Linked DNA regions of Homo sapiens: region 1 is linked to region 2. Evidence: chromatin loops called from intact Hi-C (ENCODE). Cell type or tissue: CD4-positive, alpha-beta T cell. All regions are shown on one strand. Each heading gives the region's core, and the rest is flanking DNA. Links, peaks and the distances in the headings are about the cores only. Region 1 overlaps GAB3 (GRB2 associated binding protein 3). Region 2 holds the start of DKC1 (dyskerin pseudouridine synthase 1).

Region 1 (8,893 bases), core at 678-8,677, 52 kb before region 2:
TGATCACACCACTGCACTGAAGCCTGGGTGACAGAATGAGACCTTGTTTCTGAAAAAAAAAAAAAAAATTAGAAAGAACAAAGCTGGAGGCATCAAACTACGTCAATTCAAAATATACAAAATTACAATAACCCAAACAGCATGATGATATTGGTATGAAAACAGACACATAGACCAATGGAACAGAATAGAGAACCCAGAAATAAATCCATATTTTATGACGTCAGCATAACATTTTTACCAAAACCAAAGACGTCATGATAAAAGAAAGTTACAGGACAATCTCCCTCATGAACACAGATTTTTTTTGAAGTTCTAAACAAAATATGAGCAAAACAAATCTAGTAATTTATAAAAAGGATAGGTATCATGATAAAGTTGGGTTTATTCCAGAAATGCCAAGGTTAGTTTAGCACTAAAAAAATTATCCAGTGAATTTCTTGACATTAACATGATAAAAATAATATGATTATAAAGTGCTTCAACCACAAAAAATGATAATTATATTAGGTAATGTTTGTTAATTAGCTTGATTTTAATCATTCCATGATATAGATGTATATCAAAACATCATATTGTATCCCATAAATGTATACAATTATTTGTCAGTTAAAAATAAAAGAAATACATCTATTCATGACTTTAGAAAATAACAGTTAGCAAAGTAGAAAATATGTGAATGACTTTAATCTAATGAATGATATCTACAATATTCCACAGCAAACCACATTGTAACGGTGAAATATTAGAAGCTTTCTATCTGAGATCAGGAATGATACAAGGATCCGTATTGTCACCAGGACTATTCAGTAACGTCCTGGACTTCTTATCCCATGCAGTGACATAAGAAAAAGTAATGAAAAATACAAGGGTTGTTAAAGAAAAAACAAAGCTATTATTATTTGCAGGCAATATAATTATATGCAAAGAAAAGACAAAATAATCCATAGTTTTAAAAAGCTGGATATAAAATCAAAATCCAAAACTCAATTTAAGTTTTCATACAACAGCAAAAAACAGTTGACAATAACATAAAAAATAGCAAATACACGGAAATGTATTAATAAGAGATATGTAAAATTTCTACACTAAAAACTATAAAACATTATATACACAAATTAAATAAAATCTACGTTGTACTGGCATAAAAACAGATACATAAACCAAAAGAACAGAATAGAGAGGCCAGAAATACACCCACATGTACATGGTCAACTATGCTTTGACAAGAGAGCAAAGAATACACAATGGAGAAAGGAGAGTCTCTTCAATAAATTGTGTTGGGAAAACTGGATATCCACACGCAAAAGAATGAACTTGGGCCCTTTTCTTATACCATATACAAAAAATTAACTTGAAATGGATTATAGACTTCAATCTAAAATCTAAAACCATTTAGCCCCTAGAAGAAAATATAGGGGGAAAGCTCATTGACATTGGTATTGATTGACAATGATATTTTGGATATGATTCCAAATGCACAGGCAAAAATAGCAAAAATAAACAAGCGGAGCTACATCAAACTAACAAGTGTCTGCTCAGCAAAGGAAACAATCAACAAAATGAAAAGGCAACCTAGAGAATGAGAGAAAATATTTGCAAATCATATAAAAGGGGTTAACAGTAAAAATATATAAGGAACTCACATAACTGAGTAGCAAAAAAACTAAATGACCCAATTTTAAAATGGGCAAAGATCCGAATAGACATTTCTCAAATGGCCAACAGGTATATGAAAAAATGCTCGACATCACTAACCATCATGGAAATGCAAATCAGAACCACACAAGGTATCGGCCCACACCTGTGAGGATGGCTAATATCAAAAAAGACAAGAAATACAAGTGTTGGAGAGCATGTAGAGAAGAGAACCCTTGTACACTGTTGGTGGGAATGTAAATTGGTATAGCCATTATGGAAAACAGTATGGAGGTTCCTCAGAAACTAAAAATATAACTACCTTATGATCCAGCAATCTCTCTTCTGGATACATATCCAAAAGAAATGAAATCAGTATGTCAAAGAGATACTTGCCCTCCTGTGTTTGTTGCAGCACTATTCACAATAGCCACAACATGTGATATGGTTTGGCCCTGTGTCCCCCACAAATCTCATGTTGAATTGTAATTCCCAATGTTGGAAGTAGGGCCTGGTGGGAGGTGATTGGATCATGGGGGTGGTTTCTAATGGTTCAGCACCATCCCCCTAGTGCTGTCTTGTGATAGAGCTCTCACGAGATCTGGTTGTTTAAAAGTGTGTAGCACCTCCCCCTTCACTCTCTTCCTCCTGCTCCAGCCATGTAAGACATGCTTCCTTCCTCTTTGTCTTCTTCCATGATTGTAAGTTTCCTGAGGCCTCCCTAGCCATGCTTCCTGTACAGCCTGTGGAACTGTGAGTGAGTCAATTAAATCTCTTTGCTTTATAAATTACCCAAATTACCCAGTCTCCGGCAGTTTTTTTTTTTTTTTTGAGACGAAGTCTTGCTCTGTCGCCCAGACTGGAGTGCAGTGGTGTGATCTTGGCTCACTGCAAACTCTGCCTCCCAGGTTCAAGCGATTCTCCTGCCTCAGCCTCCCGAGTAGCTGGGACCACAGGCACCCGCCACCACACTGGGTAATTTTTGTATTTTTAGTAGAGACAGGGTTCCACCATATTGGCCAGGCTGGTCTTGAACCTCTAACCTTGTGATCTGCCCGCCCCCGCCTCCCAAAGTGCTGGGATTACAGTCTGAGCCACCGCACCCAGCCTCAAATAGTTCTTTAGTCCATTCTCATACTGAGAATGGACTAATACAACATGTAGTCAATTTGTGTCCATCACTGGATGAATGGATAAAGGATATAATGGATATAAAAAATGTGGTATATATTCAGAATGGAATATTACTCAGCCTTAAAAAGGAATGGTATCCTGTCATTTGTGACAACATGGGTAAACCAGGATGAGATTATGTTCAGTGAAATGAGCTGGGCACAGAAAAAAAAATACTGCACGATTTCACTTATATGTGGAATCTAAAAAAGTCAAACTCATGGCAATAGTAAAATGGTGGTTGTCAGGGACTGGGGAATGCAGGTAAATGAGAATATGTTGGTCAAAAGGTACAAACTTTCAGTGATAAGTGAACAAGTCTGGGGGATCCAATGTACAGCATGGGTGGCCATGGATGTGTTAATTAGTTTGATTGTAATAATCAGTACATAATGCATATGCATATCAAATCATCATGTTCTGATGCATATGCATTCACACCTTGAATATGTGCAATCTTTATTTGTCAATTAAATATTTTAAAATACAAAAATAAGACCTACAGAAATGGAAGCATATTTCCTATTCATGGATTGGAAAATTCAACATTGTAGTCAAATCTTCACAAACCGATCTACAGATCGGATGCAATCCTCCTCAAATCCCCAATATATTTATATATGTGTGTCTAGAACCTGACCAGCTGACTGTAAAATTGACCCTAGAATAGCCATTATATTCCCAAAGGCAGGAGGACTTGTCCTACTGGATATTAAGACAGAATGGTACAGTAATTAAGAGAGTGTGGCACTGGTGCAAGCTGGACAAGTAGGCTCCAAGGGATAGAAAGCAGAAAGGAAACTCAGACCCTCACATACATGGGCACTTCATCTATGGCAGAGGGGGCGCTGGAGAGCCATGGGGACAGGACAGCCTTGCAGGGTCATCGGATGGAGATCCAGATGGACAAAAACGAACCTTGACCTCACTCTGCCACCACGTACCAACACAGATTCCAGGCAAATCTCAGTGGGAAAGGCAGAACAATAAACTTTATGCATTCCCTCAGCTTTATCAGAGCCATTTTGCTTCTAGGCACCACTGTTGTTTGGTCTTTGTTTCATGGTCAAAACCTCTATTTTACTTAGTTTTAATCTTTGTTTGCCTTCATGTAAAAGAACACAACCTAATTGTTTTATGTTTGTGTTGAAATTTCAAATTATTTCAAGTTTTTGTTCTTCAATTTAAGACTTTTAATTCATTTTCATATGTTATTATTCTACTGGTTTTATTCATTTCACTTCCTAAAATCTGCTTAACCACTTTCATTTTTCCCTTTTTGTCAACTGTTCACACATGTTAGCATATCCAGATCATTTGTGTAATCAGTATACATCTATTTCATAAGGACTGTCAAAAGGAAGCAACATACATAATGGTAACATCATTAGGGACATTAGGGAAGGTTTTTACTAGTGACTTAATTCTCAGTCAGAATGAGAGATTCGTACAATTTGAAAATAAATTTGCACTCCTTCCACTTTCCATAATTCCTTGAAAACATGGCCTAAATAAGTAGTGATGTGTGGGTGATTATATTTCAATGGAGAGAGAAAGAAAGAGAGAGAAGAAAGAAAAAAGGAGAAAGACACAGAGATAGACAACTAGTTTTTGTGTCTGTCTGTGTATCTGAGAGATACAGACTGATGTAAGAAAGAAGAGCAAAATGCTAAGGTTGGTTGGCTCATGGCAGAAAGATGAGGTGGCTCAGCAAAGCAGTAAAGAAGAGGTTACTGAAAAACCACAATGAATGGGCTTGAATTGGCTTTCACCAAACAGCTTCTGAAGGCCAGAGAGGCCCAGGTGGAAAGAAACAGGTGGAGGAAGATGGAACTGCAAGCAGAATTGCAAGATAACCTCGTGAGGATAAATGGCCTTATAGAAAAGGGCAAAAGAGGGCTGTGGGAGGGCCCTTTGTACAGCCACTTAGAATTTGGAAAGAACAAGTCTAGTGGGATGATGAATGAGGTTGATGGGATTGCTAAAAAATAGAAGGCAGTGATGGTCTGTGGTCTCAGGACTCTCTATGTATGTGAGAGAGAGGCAAAGAAGGGAATGGGACTGAGTTAAGACAAAAGACATCAACTTTTGTACCAAGTGGGTCCCTGAGTGACTCCAAAAAACACTAGGAGCTCAGACTCAGGTGGGAAGCTTACCACATGGGCAAGGACTTGCATGGGCAAGCCCATCACAAGGGACCAGGGTTCCAACCTATTGCAGCATCTATGGGGACCTAAATGTCTCTCCTGGTGGTCAGGCTCAAAGGAGGGGTTGGGGGGATCCAGGAACAGAAGAGTGCTGCTTTCAGGGTATATGCTTCCACCAAGGATCCAGCCCCATTAGAAGATCAGGCCAGCCTGAACAAGGGACAAGCACATATGTACACAAGTACACACTACTGATGTGGCTTTTTACCAAGCTGCACACATCAAGGTAATTCTAACCCAGCCCCATCGTTTTGGTCCATTGGCATGACCTCACATGGGCACAAAGAGTGAAGAGGAGCCCGGGTTTTCTTGGCGCCTGAATCTTAGGACCCAACACTTACCTTTCCAGGTTCTCATGTTGTCTAAACCAGAGAGGGAGATTCTTCTTGGAACCAGAGTGCATTCTGGCTTCTTGCTACCACTGTGTGTACTCCACTCCTCTTGGCGCCGTTCAGACAGATGGCTTGGCTTAGGGGGGCGGGGAGGTGGAGTGTTGGACATAATGTCTAGTTCTTTTGCTCCACAGGGTAAGGAACCTTGATTTTTATCTACCTGAATGGTGGAACTTAAGGAACTTTCCAGCAATGGTGAAGAAGACAAGTGGTCCCTGGGTGGCCCATTGATTTCTCTACTCCAGATCAGGGCAGCCTGAGGCCTCGAGGATGGCACCTCCTGAGCTCCACTGCCATGGCATGAGGGGTGGACCAAATGACTGGAGGGGAGCGGCTGCAGGCAGTCAACAAAAACATCATCAAATGAAGCCTGTTCCAATGAACGGTCTGAGTTTGACCAGCTATCACATCTGGTGGGTAGACTGGGGAAGAAAAGCATGTAAGTTGGACTAAAATGCAGCCATCCACCCACCACAAAACCAACGCTGGCCTCATTCCCATCTCCCCAGTACCACCTTGCTTGCTACTTGCATAGCCACATTCCCTCTACAACACTCAGTTACACCAACCCCTTGGTGTGGCAAAAGAAAAATGGTTTGTTGATTTTTTCATCCTCTAAGCATCAGATACACATGAAAATGCAAGGCTAGAAGTGAAAACCACAATGCTGAAAAGCATGACTCATTCTGTTTAGTATACTACATGCTTCATCTTTCACAGTGGTTCATAGCAATCTGTTCCTGCCTTGACATTGGCAGGAAGAGAGGTGACAGCAGACACACCCACTAGAAAATGCTACCACTAAATGGACTAATTTGGTGAAGCACACTGAACACATCTCAGCTACGGACTGCAAGAGGAGGCAGTGTGACTCTAGAGAGCATGCTAGCAGGCCCAGCTCAGACAGAGTCCTGGGCATAAGCATACCTGGTATGGTGCAGTCTTCCAGTCTCGCAGTTGGACAAAACCAGATAATCTGGAAGGAAGAGAAGCTCTGACTCACTTCTGGTTTCCTCAGTGGCTACGGCATTAGTGTTTGGGTCATCTCTTGGCAAAGAGGAGCTGGCAGCATGGGCGGTAAGAAGGGAGCTGGCAGAGGATGGCTGCAGGGAGGAGGGCGTGTAAGAGAGGCTCTCCATGGAATCTGCTGGAGAAATCATTTCCCAGGTTAATGTTTAAGAATGGCTATAACACGCACTCAAAATTTCTCCAACAGCATCAAAGAAGCCAAACAGAAGATGCAAATCACAGCTGGTGTTTGTACTGATGGAGAAGACCATTTCCCCAAGCTATAAACAATGTCTGGGAAAGAAGGCCAATGTTTCAAGAGCAAAGTGTTGAATCAATTAAGAGTAAAAAACCCAGCATTCTTGGCCCAAAAATCTGCAGTTAATCTACGCACAGCTTCTTTATGGCCCTCAGCAGCAGCCTTGCCTCATTGTTTTTTCACTCAACTAACAAACATATATATATATATATATATATATATATATATATATATATATATGCATAACAAGTACATGCATATAGTTATATATGTACTTGTGCATATATGTATGTATACCTATACATGTTTATTATATAGGTATATGTCTATATAGAATACCTATTACATCTACCATGTGCCCAGAATGCCACTAACCCTCAATACAGCCAAGACAAAGATCCTGCCCTTATTGAAGTTTAGATTCTAGCAGAGAAGACAGACAAATAACACATAAATAAAGAGTCCTGTTCATCACTGTTATAAGTAAAGGGAAGGAAAGAAACACAGTGCTGTGGTGGCTGGAAAAGTCCATTTCTTTTTCTCAAGGAGCATAACATTCTCCCCATCACCTGAGAACATGGTCCTTAAGATGAATTTGAATCAGGAATCAATGAGAACTCCAGATCAGAAACAGCCAATGAAAAGCCTGCTTTTATTTCCCTTTTGAACCAAGTTAATAGTCCAGGATTCCTGAGTCAGGATGACCCAGAACTAACTAGGTTCAAGTCCAGGCTCTACTACATAGCCATTACTACATGGCCTGCCTTCTCCAAGTTTCCTTTTCTATAAAGTGGAGATAGTAATCACACATAGGCCATAGAACTGCTGTGGGGATGAGACAAGTTAATATACAAAAGCATTTCAACAGAGATCCTGGCCAGGGTACACACACAATGTGTTGACTACTATATGGTTGCTGGAGACAGAACCAAACACTCTGTGAAAAGTCACAAGAAAGCCCTTTGGGTGTAATTCTCAGATGAAGAGGACCCTGCTCTTATGTGGTTCTAAAAACTGAGGCGGGGGGCTACAGAGAATGGAAAGGGTCATAGGTGAGTTTTCTGGCTTCCTCCAACTTCATGCCGGGACAGGCTCTCCAGTTTCGGCCTGGTGCCTTACTCATTCCTGGTGCTCTTGGGTTATTGGGAAACATATTATATATGTATGTTTTAGGATAACTCCTGGATAAGGAAAGAAACAGAGGAGATATATAACACAGTATACGACGATATACCTAGTTAAGGCTGAAGGTGCACAACAGGGTGGTAAAGAGCCAGCAGCAAGGCTGGAGAAGTTAGTTGGTCAGGGAGGTTCTGCTTGATTTGCATAATGTCAGACTCTAGCCAGAACCTACTTAATGCTGCTTTTCCAATTAAGTTTTGTCCATTGTACCAAGGATAAAGAACTTGCCATCACTTCATTTCCTTTTATTTGAGTGCTCCCAATGCTCAGCAATATTATTGAATAGCCTCACTTAATATGCTTCCCTGGTTCATGAAACGAAAAGGAATGTGTTCTCAGAAAGCACACTCTTGTGCCTGTCCTGGAGGGAGATTCAATTCTGACTCTCCATTGCCACCTAGCGTTAGAGTGTGGATATTTCAGTGGCAGATGGTGGAAACCATGCAGTAACTCTTAAAATGTTGAAGCAACTATAGATTACAGGATTTAGGGGCAAAGTTTTGTCTACTAGACTAAGAGGCTAAAAGAAACCAGATTCAAAATCTCATATTTTGAGGAATAGGACATGTTGCAATAATGTCAGGGGCTCAACAACAAAATCCATGAAGGGAAGTTAATTGTAACCCTAGGTTACAATATACCTGGAAAATTACATAGGATGAGTTGTGTGTGTGTGCGTGTGTGCGTGTGTGCGTGTGGCAGAGAGAGAGAGAGAGAGAGAGAGAGACTCTGGGGTACTCTTCATGGGTCAATTGCTCCCACTGCCCAGAAATGGCCCAGAGCAAACTTACAACTAATTTCCTCTGCAGAGAACTTGAGACATTTGGAGGTATCAGGAAATCTTTCTTGCCTACGATAAGTAGCCAAGTTCTCTCTTTCTACCATTTAGTGATGAACAACCCAATAGGCACCAGAAATGCTGGAGTTCCACAATATTTTGAAGTATGGCAATATTTGATATTTCTAGAAGGTCATGAGTGTCAGCATCATGGGAAGACATCCTCATCCACATTTGACTTTCACTGTGGCTGAAT
Region 2 (8,893 bases), core at 333-8,332:
AGTCTTATTTAATGGTATAACTTGGTGTGGTGTGGTGCTGTGAAGGTGAGAGATGAGACATAAACAATTTTGAGGCCTACCCTTAATGTTCACTCACCCCACTCTTTAAACCTGTTCTTTATTGAGTCCCACAGTCTATAATACCCTTCCAATAATAACAGTCTGTTTCTTGTACTTCCAAACAAAACATTTCTAAGTGGCACAAGATTTGGTACTAGAAGCAAAGTCTTCCATGAGTCTTGCATTCAGACAAATGCAAGAATTTTGTTTTGGTTACCTGGCTAGATGTGGTGAAAACAATGTGGTGAAAAATAATCTGGGATGGGAATCTAGTAGCTTACAGCATTTATTAGCAAAACACCTCCTTCAATCCTTGTACACTCTCACCTGAACTCTATCGTCCATTGCAGTTAAAGCTCTGGGATAGGCTTCTTGGTCCAGGCATCACCTCCACATGAACCTCTATTCCAGCGTCTATACCAAGAAATCAGCCTGATTTAAAATGATCTTCTCTCTTTTTGGGTCAAGAACCTTCACATATCATTTACATAAATATTACCTGTTTCCTGGTACATGTTTGCAAACTCCTACTACTGTTTTCATATGCAAGCTTTCTCCTGCTGCATGACTTAAATTGTTCAGTTGAGGCAATGTAGAGGTTAACTCTAGTTACAGGCCTGGAGACATTGGGGTGGGAGAGTAGGAGGGAAGTGCCTTTGCTTCCCTGCTAATTCCCTCATGAGACAGTAAGGGAACCTGCAATCAGATAAACGTGGGGGTTGTTTAACAATGGAGGCTCAGTAAGAGTTGGGGATTCTGGGGACTCCCAATTCTCCAATTTACTCCCATTTCAAATCCCAGTGTTCTATGCTTTTCTGATCGTGGCCCCAACCTTTACTAAGAGAACTGAGAAGGCTGCGAACTCACTGAGTTTTGTAATTTGGAAAGGTGATGGGTCAAAATTTTAAAGTTTGGTTTTTAGTTGTTTTATTCTTGTGCCTGTAAAAGATAAGTAATTCCTTAAGCATTGTTATAGAAATTCCCTCTGTGACCCAAACCAAAAATTCGAGGAATTTGGCTGTCATTTAGATGATCCCAAACCATCATGAGTGGCCATCCTATCCCACAATTCTTGAAATCCTGTGCAACCATCACCAAAATGTAATTTTAGAACCTTTTTTTATCACCTCAAAAAGAAACTCTGTGCCCATTAGCAGTCATTCCCCATGTTCCCCTAAATTCCTAGGCCAAGGCTACCACTAATCTGCTTTTTGTCTCTAGATTTGCCTAGTCTGGATATTTCCTATAAATGGAATCACACAAAATGTGGCCTTTGGTGAATGGCTTCTTTCACTCAGCATAATGCTTTCAATGTTGTATCCATGTTGTAGCATGGATCAGTACTTCATCCCTTTTTACGGCTCCATTGTATGAATAGACCACATTTTGTTTATCTATTCATCTGTTCATTTTGGTTGTTTCTACCTTTTGGCTATTGTGAACAGTTCTTCTATGAACATATGTGTACAACCATCTATCTAAAAATCCATTTTCGATTCTCTTGGGTCTATACCTAGGAGTAGAATTGGTGAGTCATATGGTAACTCTGTGTTTAACCTTTCAAGGAATTGCCAGACCATTTTCTAAAGTGGCTGCATCATTGTACTTGATGGTACTCATGGTTTGGTCAGACAACACCCAGTTTATCATGGGCAGGTCAGGTCTTAAGACCACATGTATCACAGTCATTCCGTTTCAGTAAATAATTACAGCAAGCCAGGAGCTTTTCCTCCTGGCAAATTATTATTTTTTGTGTGTGGAGGTCTTAGCTTTAAGTTTATTTCAAATTCCAGAGGGCTGAACTGTGAGTCTCTTATTAAAGCTTGGAAAAGGCTCTGTGTAGCATCCTAATGGGGTATGCCATCTCCAGAAAATGGCCCACTGAGTGTCATGCTTCTTTTTTAGCAAGCAGAGGGTTCCAAGTAAGGCAACTTGTCTTTCTCTTTGGAGGGACCGTCTCAACATGCCTCAGCCCACTGCATGCCCAGGAAGTTCACTGAGGTATCACCTCCCTGAATTTTCAAGGGGCTTCTCTCTCACCTTGTGGTGAAATATTTGCCACTTCCTATGCATCAGGTCCACTCAGCATGATGTCTTGGGGTACAGTGAGATGATCAAATCAGTTCCCAGGGACTCAATTATGATAATGTGCCAGAGGCTTCCTTTGTTCTTTCCTTCCATTATCACCCTCAGTCCTTGAGTCAGGAAGCCCCTCTGGGAATTTATCCAGCTACCAATTGTGTTTATTACAAGTATGGATTCAAGAACCGGGGAAAGAGCCACAGGGTGGCTGATAGTGAAAGGGACGTGGGCTGACTCCACTTCTGACCATTGGACCAAGTGGCATTCTACTTCCCCAGTGATTCACACGGGCTAGTGCAAGCCCCTGGTAAATGGCCACGGGTCCCACGAGAAGGGAGGAGGCAGGCTGAAAGTACACACTTGTAGCGTTACATGTGCCTGGCCTCACCTTTACAGGCTCACCTCACGGGCTCTGGCCTGTGGACTGACTAGATCTGGGAATTAGATGAGGCACCATGATTTTCCATTGTGGTGATTCAAGGCAGAATGCCTTTAGCCAGACCTAGAGTTACCGGGGTTATACAGATCATGATGGCTTACTACAGGACACTGTGATCAATTAGACACCACCAAAGATCCCTGGGGAGAAATCAGTTTGGTTCCAGCTTCCAGCCCTGCTGCCTATCATGATACCCAGGCTCATCCTGTTTCTATGAGATTTAGTGCCAGTGCTTTGTCTCTGCTGTTTGGCGTGAAGCCCGGTCGTAGAGTTCAAATTGAGGTGTGCTGTGAGCATAAACGCACACACCGGAAAGTCTTTGCGGGGACAAAAAAAAAAAACCAATGTAAAATACCCCATTCATACTGTTGTGTTTTGCCTATATGTGGAAATGATAATATTTCGGATACGCTGGGTTAAAAAAATTCATTATAAATCATTTTCACCTTTTTCTTTTTACTCTTCTTTCATGTTGCTGCTGGAAAATTTAAAAGTCAACATGTGGCACGCACACTACTCCTATTGGCCATCTGCTCTAGCTGGATGGGAACTGCAAGCAGCAAAGGCCTTTCAACCTCTCCGAGCTTCAACATGTTCACTTATGCATCAGGACTGATCCAACAGCAACCTGAAAGGGTCGGTGTGAGAAAGCAAAGAAAGAGGTACTGTTTACGGAGCGTTCAGCCGTGAGCCCAGGCGCAGGCGCGGAGCTAAACCCGGAGGTGAAGCAACTACAGCTGGGGCCACGCCCACAGACTCCGGGCTGTCGGGGCGGGCGGCACTCGCGCTTCCAGCCTGGGCCAACCAGGCTGCTTGAGGCTCGAAGCGCATGCGCGGTCTCGCCCTCCGTACTGGCCGAGCCAGCAAATCGCATTGCGCAGACGACCAGCGGGCGCCTCGGATTCCGCCCCCGGGATGGCCCCGCCTCCTCCCGCCCCGCGGCAAGGCACGCACAGGGCAGTGCGCGGGTGGGTGGGTCCTAGCAGCGCGGCCTGACGGGACCAAGGCGGCGGGAGTCTGCGGTCGTTCCCTCGGCTGTGGACCGGGCGGCACGCACGCGGTGCAGGGTAACATGGCGGATGCGGAAGGTAAGGGCTGCAGGCTTCCGGGCCGTGCTAACTCCGGGCGACTCGGGGAACGGGGGTGGGGGGATGGTATCGGGGCCCGCGCACGCCTCCCTCTGGTTCCCGCCGGCGTGTCGGCCTCTTCACCGCCCGGCCTTAAGCCGGCCTTGTCTCTCGGCCCTGGCTCCGTGGCAAGGGCGCGAGAGTGGGAGCCCCTCGCGGTGACTTGGCATGATGGGGCTCGGCCCTCTCACCTCCCTGGGGTCCGGGTCGCCGTCGAAAGACATCTGCCGTGCTGCCCACCCCGCGGTGGCGTGGGACGTGGCAGTGTCTGTGCTGCTGCCAGCCCGGACGCCGCCGTTACAGCTCCATGCGACTAGGGGAGCAAGGGTAGTGGAAACGGGCCGAGAAGAAAAGGAGCGGAGGGACCCCGGAGCAGGGATAGAGCTCCGAGTTGCAAGAAAGTTCTAGAGGCCACAAGCCCGCGGGGACAGTCGAGTGGTCGCTTATGGAACTTTCCGGCCCCCTGCGTGAGCGCTTCTGTGGGATGTTTAAGCTCTGCCATAGCCACGTGGTGAACCGGAAGGGAAGCCGACACGTGCAGTAGCCTACAGTCAGTTACCCAGCCATGGGACCCATACATTTGGCCTTACACACCTTGTTTTCTCGCTTACCTACGGATATACGTTCTAAGAAATGGGTCGTTAGGCGATTTCATCATTGTGTGAACATCAGAGGGCTCTTACACAAACCTAGGTGGCATAGGCTACTACACACCTAGGCTGTATATGGTGTAGCGTATGGCTCCTAGGCTTCAAACCTGGACAGCATGGTATTGTGCGGAATGCTGTAGGCAGTTGGGACACAGCGTCGAGAGTTTGTGTACTTAAACATGTCTAAGCAGAAAAAGGACAGTAAAAATATAGCACAGGGCCGGGCGCGGTGGCTCAGGCCTGTGATCCCAGCCCAGGCTGGCGGATCACCTGCGGTCAGGAGTTCAAGACCAGCCTGGCCAACATGGTGAAACCCCGTCTCTACTAAAAATACAAAAAATTTAGGTGGGCGTGGTGGTATACGCCTGTAATCCCAGCTACTCGGGAGGCTGAGGCAGGAGAATTGCTTGAACCTGGAGAAGGAGGTTGCAGTGAGCCGAGTTTCTGCCACTGCACTCCAGCCTGGGGAAAGAGTGTGACCGTCTCAAAAAAAAAAAATTATATATATATATAAATATGTGTGTGTATATATGTATATTATATATGTATGTATTATATGTATGTATATTATATATATATAGTACACAAGGTTATAAGTGGTGCACCCGTAGAGGAGGGCACTTACCATGAATGGAGCTTGCTGAGCTGGAAGTTGCCCTGGTTGAGTCGGTGACTGAATGTGAAGGCCTCAGACATTACACTACTGGAGACTTTATAATCTGTACACCTAGGCTACACTAAATTTATAAAAATATATTTTTCTTCAGAATAAATCAACCTTAGCTTACTGTAACTTTATAAACTTTTTACTTCGACTGTTGTAATAATACTTAGCTTAAAACAAACACATTATTTAGCTGTACGTAAATATTTTCTCTGCTTATCTCCTTATTTATAAGTTTTCTATTTTAAAATTTTTTAATTTTTTTCTTAAAAAATTTTTTTTTGTTAACTAAGACACAAACACAGCACACACAGTAGCCTTGACCTACACAGGGTCAGGATCATCAAGACATCACTAGGAGATAGGAATTTTTCAGCTCTGTTATAATCTTATGGGGGCCACCATCACATACGCAGTCTGTACTTGCAAAACATTATGTGGCATGTGACTGTAATTGTAGACCTAAAATCCATTTCCTACCTGCCCTAATTTCGGTCTTTATTTTAAACCCTTGTTTCATTTATTCTTGGGGAAAATTCCCAAATCCTGTGTTTGTTTTTTTAGTAATTATTTTGCCAAAGAAACATAAGAAGAAAAAGGAGCGGAAGTCATTGCCAGAAGAAGATGTAGCCGTGAGTAGTAATGTGTTTGACTTCACTTTGACTAAAAAGAAAGTTTACTTAAATAACAAACTAAAGGAAAGAAGTGTTTTTAAAGGTTTCCAAGGAATGGGCCAGCATTGGTAGTCATTGTGTAGATTCGAAAAAGCACTGAAATGACACAGCCCCAGACAGTCCAAGTGTCCTTCAGGCATAGCTTACTAAATGGTGCTGGCCTTACCAACTGCTGTCTCTGAATTTGTCTTCCTTATGCCACCCACAGACCCGCCATCCCCCTTTCTCTTTAAATGTTTGGACCCATCTTAGTGACATTTCACTTCCCCTCTGTACTCCTGGTTCATTTCTTCTCTCTCTTTCCCTTGGAGGTCCCAGTGAAAAGGCATAGGAAGCCTTGTTTTCTGTTTAAAAGGCATACATTTCCATGGCAGTAATGGAATTGTTCAAAATCGGGTGGGAAGTTTAATAGGTTATATTTCTGTCCTGTCGAAGGAAATACAACACGCTGAAGAATTTCTTATCAAACCTGAATCCAAAGTTGCTAAGTTGGACACGTCTCAGTGGCCCCTTTTGCTAAAGGTATGTGGTTAAAATCGTGCATCAGATGAATGCCTGCTTTTACGTTATTTCCAAGTGTTAAACAATTGATTGAGAATGCTTACTGCTGGCATCCTTGACTTTGGGAAGTGCCCACTGATACAGTTTAAAGCAGGATTCCTTAAGGTATCTGAAATGAGAACCAAGTTTTTAAAAAATTGGCAGTGCACTCAACACTGTTGTAGAACACATGTCCCCACAATGTTAAATTGCTGAGTTTGTCAACAGTTCTCAGTTTTTGTACTTAGTCCATCTTGCAGACCTATGCCAGTTTGTGGGCCACATAGTGGTACTGACTCTTTTTTTACATGTGCTCACGACATGGTATTTTGTTTTGTGTTGTGTCGTTGCTTTGTAGAATTTTGATAAGCTGAATGTAAGGACAACACACTATACACCTCTTGCATGTGGTTCAAATCCTCTGAAGAGAGAGATTGGGGACTATATCAGGTAAGTGTTGGGAGGAGGCACTGTGCAAACTTACTTTCTTTTGAAAATGCTTTCACATCAGCTATTCAGGAAGGCAGTGGCATGCCAGAATAGCTTTGTCTTGAATATATAACCTGTACCCGCAGTGAATTATTTTTCTTTTTAACTTTTCAGATTTGTTGTTTCACTGGAGCATTAAGAGTGGGTGATACATTAATTTTTTTTTTTTCCATTCCAGGACAGGTTTCATTAATCTTGACAAGCCCTCTAACCCCTCTTCCCATGAGGTGGTAGCCTGGATTCGACGGATACTTCGGGTGGAGAAGACAGGGCACAGTGGTACGCTGGATCCCAAGGTGACTGGTTGTTTAATCGTGTGCATAGAACGAGCCACTCGCTTGGTGAAGTCACAACAGAGTGCAGGTATGTGGGAGAGGGAGGGAAGGACTGGCTAGAGTGAAAAGCTTTCTGTATTTCCCTTCTATGTTTTGTCTGCTGGAAACTATTTCTTCATTAAGAAAAAAAAAAATCCTAAAGCAAGGATATTGTTTTGGTTTCTGTGTACGTTCTGTCCCCTGCCAGATCTTGGTGGTCCGCGCTTTTTGGAATTCCACATACTAAGCATGTATTCATCAAGCTGACTGGATCCATTTGTCCGGGTTCAGCTCTCAGCTTGTCACTCCAGGCTTCTCACTCTGTGCTACCGCTTCTGCCTAAAGTATCCTTCGTTCATTTTTATCTGAGAAAAGCCTGCTTATCTTGCAAGGCTTTTTCCACGCAGCTTCTACACTGAGTACTCCCAACTGTCCCTGTTAGTACATTGAATTCCCAGTGAGAAAGTGTCTTCATTCTTTCCCACATCATCACCATGAAATCTCTCTTAATGCAAATTTTATAGAAACACAAGGTCAAACTGCCGCTTTTCCTGCTGTGCAAAATGGGAGTGACTGAGCATATAAGAAATATGGAAAACAGAAAACTCAGTGGCCACACCTGACTACTCTTTTGTCATTTTTCAGGCAAAGAGTATGTGGGGATTGTCCGGCTGCACAATGCTATTGAAGGGGGGACCCAGCTTTCTAGGGTAAGTCTGCAATTGTAGGGAGGACACCCTTTGTTGACTTGGATCTCTGAGCCCCTAAACATCTGGAGATGGGTTAGCTGTCCTGACTGACTCCTTTTGTCCCCTTTTCAGTCGGCTGCTGCAGCCAGCCTGGACCAGTGACTGCACATGTACATTCTGATGAGGTGTTTGTTTTCATTTGTGTTTGTTCTTAGGCCCTAGAAACTCTGACAGGTGCCTTATTCCAGCGACCCCCACTTATTGCTGCAGTAAAGAGGCAGCTCCGAGTGAGGACCATCTACGAGAGCAAAATGATTGAATACGATCCTGAAAGAAGATTAGGTGAGTCATTAGGCCTGTGAGTGGGTATGAACACATTCTTCAGGATTCTGTTCTCTTATTAAAAGTAGATGCCCTTGAAGTTGAAGACTTTCTAAAACCTGCCCTACAGCTGGGATATTGTCTGTGGGCGATAGTTTTTGTTATCTTTTGTTGAAAAAGTGAACAGTGCCTAGTAAAGTGAGATGGCTTTTACACCTTTTATGATGACTGCTTCTGCTGGAGTTGAAATGTTTTCATTCTGCATTTGTGTAGTTCGGTGCTTTGTTCAAAGGTAAGTGTTTTCACCAAAGTATGTTTTGCATGTGTTTTTTATTTGTTGCAATTTTGACTGCTTAGAAGTTTCTGTTGTCAGAAGTAAATTTAAGACAATGCCAATTTTCCTCCCATCCATGAAACATACCATGCTGAATATACCTGCAACTTAAGTGTTAAAAATTCTGCTAATATCAGAATTACAGATCTTTTTTTTTTTTTTTTTTTTTTTTTGAGACGGAGTCTCGCTCTGTCGCCCAGGCTGGAGTGCGGTGGCATGATCTCGGCTCACTGCAAACTCTGTCTCCCGGGTTCACACCATTTTCCTGCCTCAGCCTCCCAAGTAGCTGGGACTATAGGCGCCCGCCATCATGCCCGGCTAATTTTTTGTACATTTAGTAGAGACGGGGTTTCACCATGTTAGCCAGGATGGTCTTGATCTCCTGACGTCGTGATCCACCCGCCTCTGCCTCCCAAAGTGCTGGAATTACAGGCGTGAGCCACCGTGCCTGGCCAGAATTACAGATCTTTACAGCAAATGCTTATATTTTAAGAAGTGTGTCTGTCACCT

The links. Hi-C counts contacts between places; a loop is a spot of excess contacts. Peaks named below come from ENCODE experiments on the same cell type or tissue, not always from the same donor. Only the 100,000 strongest peaks of a DNase experiment are listed, where the experiment ranks them.
Region 1: a loop joins it to region 2, with 15 times the contacts of the local background. A loop is called at or near these places in 9 of 110 quality-filtered maps.

Annotation. Positions count from the first base shown.
Region 1 is chrX:154,706,870-154,715,762 of GRCh38, forward strand. GAB3 (GRB2 associated binding protein 3) reads right to left here. Exons shown (of 10, transcript NM_001081573.3): 3 at 6,338-6,557; 4 at 5,360-5,832. Among named protein-coding and RNA genes, the nearest start is that of GAB3, 40 kb to the right of the region's middle. RefSeq lists a silencer at 8,227-8,336. In CD4-positive, alpha-beta T cell, for the core only: CTCF peaks have their summits at 8,262 (motif pointing left) and 8,464; DNase peaks (open chromatin) are centred at 6,192 and 8,242; H3K27ac peaks cover 366 bases.
Region 2 is chrX:154,759,313-154,768,205 of GRCh38, forward strand. DKC1 (dyskerin pseudouridine synthase 1) reads left to right here and starts at 3,552. Exons shown (of 15, transcript NM_001363.5): 1 at 3,552-3,669; 2 at 5,587-5,654; 3 at 6,132-6,218; 4 at 6,595-6,686; 5 at 6,904-7,088; 6 at 7,685-7,749; 7 at 7,944-8,070. The coding sequence starts at 3,654. RefSeq lists enhancers at 3,173-3,232, 3,983-4,082 and a silencer at 3,333-3,632. In CD4-positive, alpha-beta T cell, for the core only: no CTCF peak of the experiment used is centred there; DNase peaks (open chromatin) are centred at 2,859, 3,399 and 4,219; H3K4me3 peaks cover 2,317 bases; H3K27ac peaks cover 2,283 bases.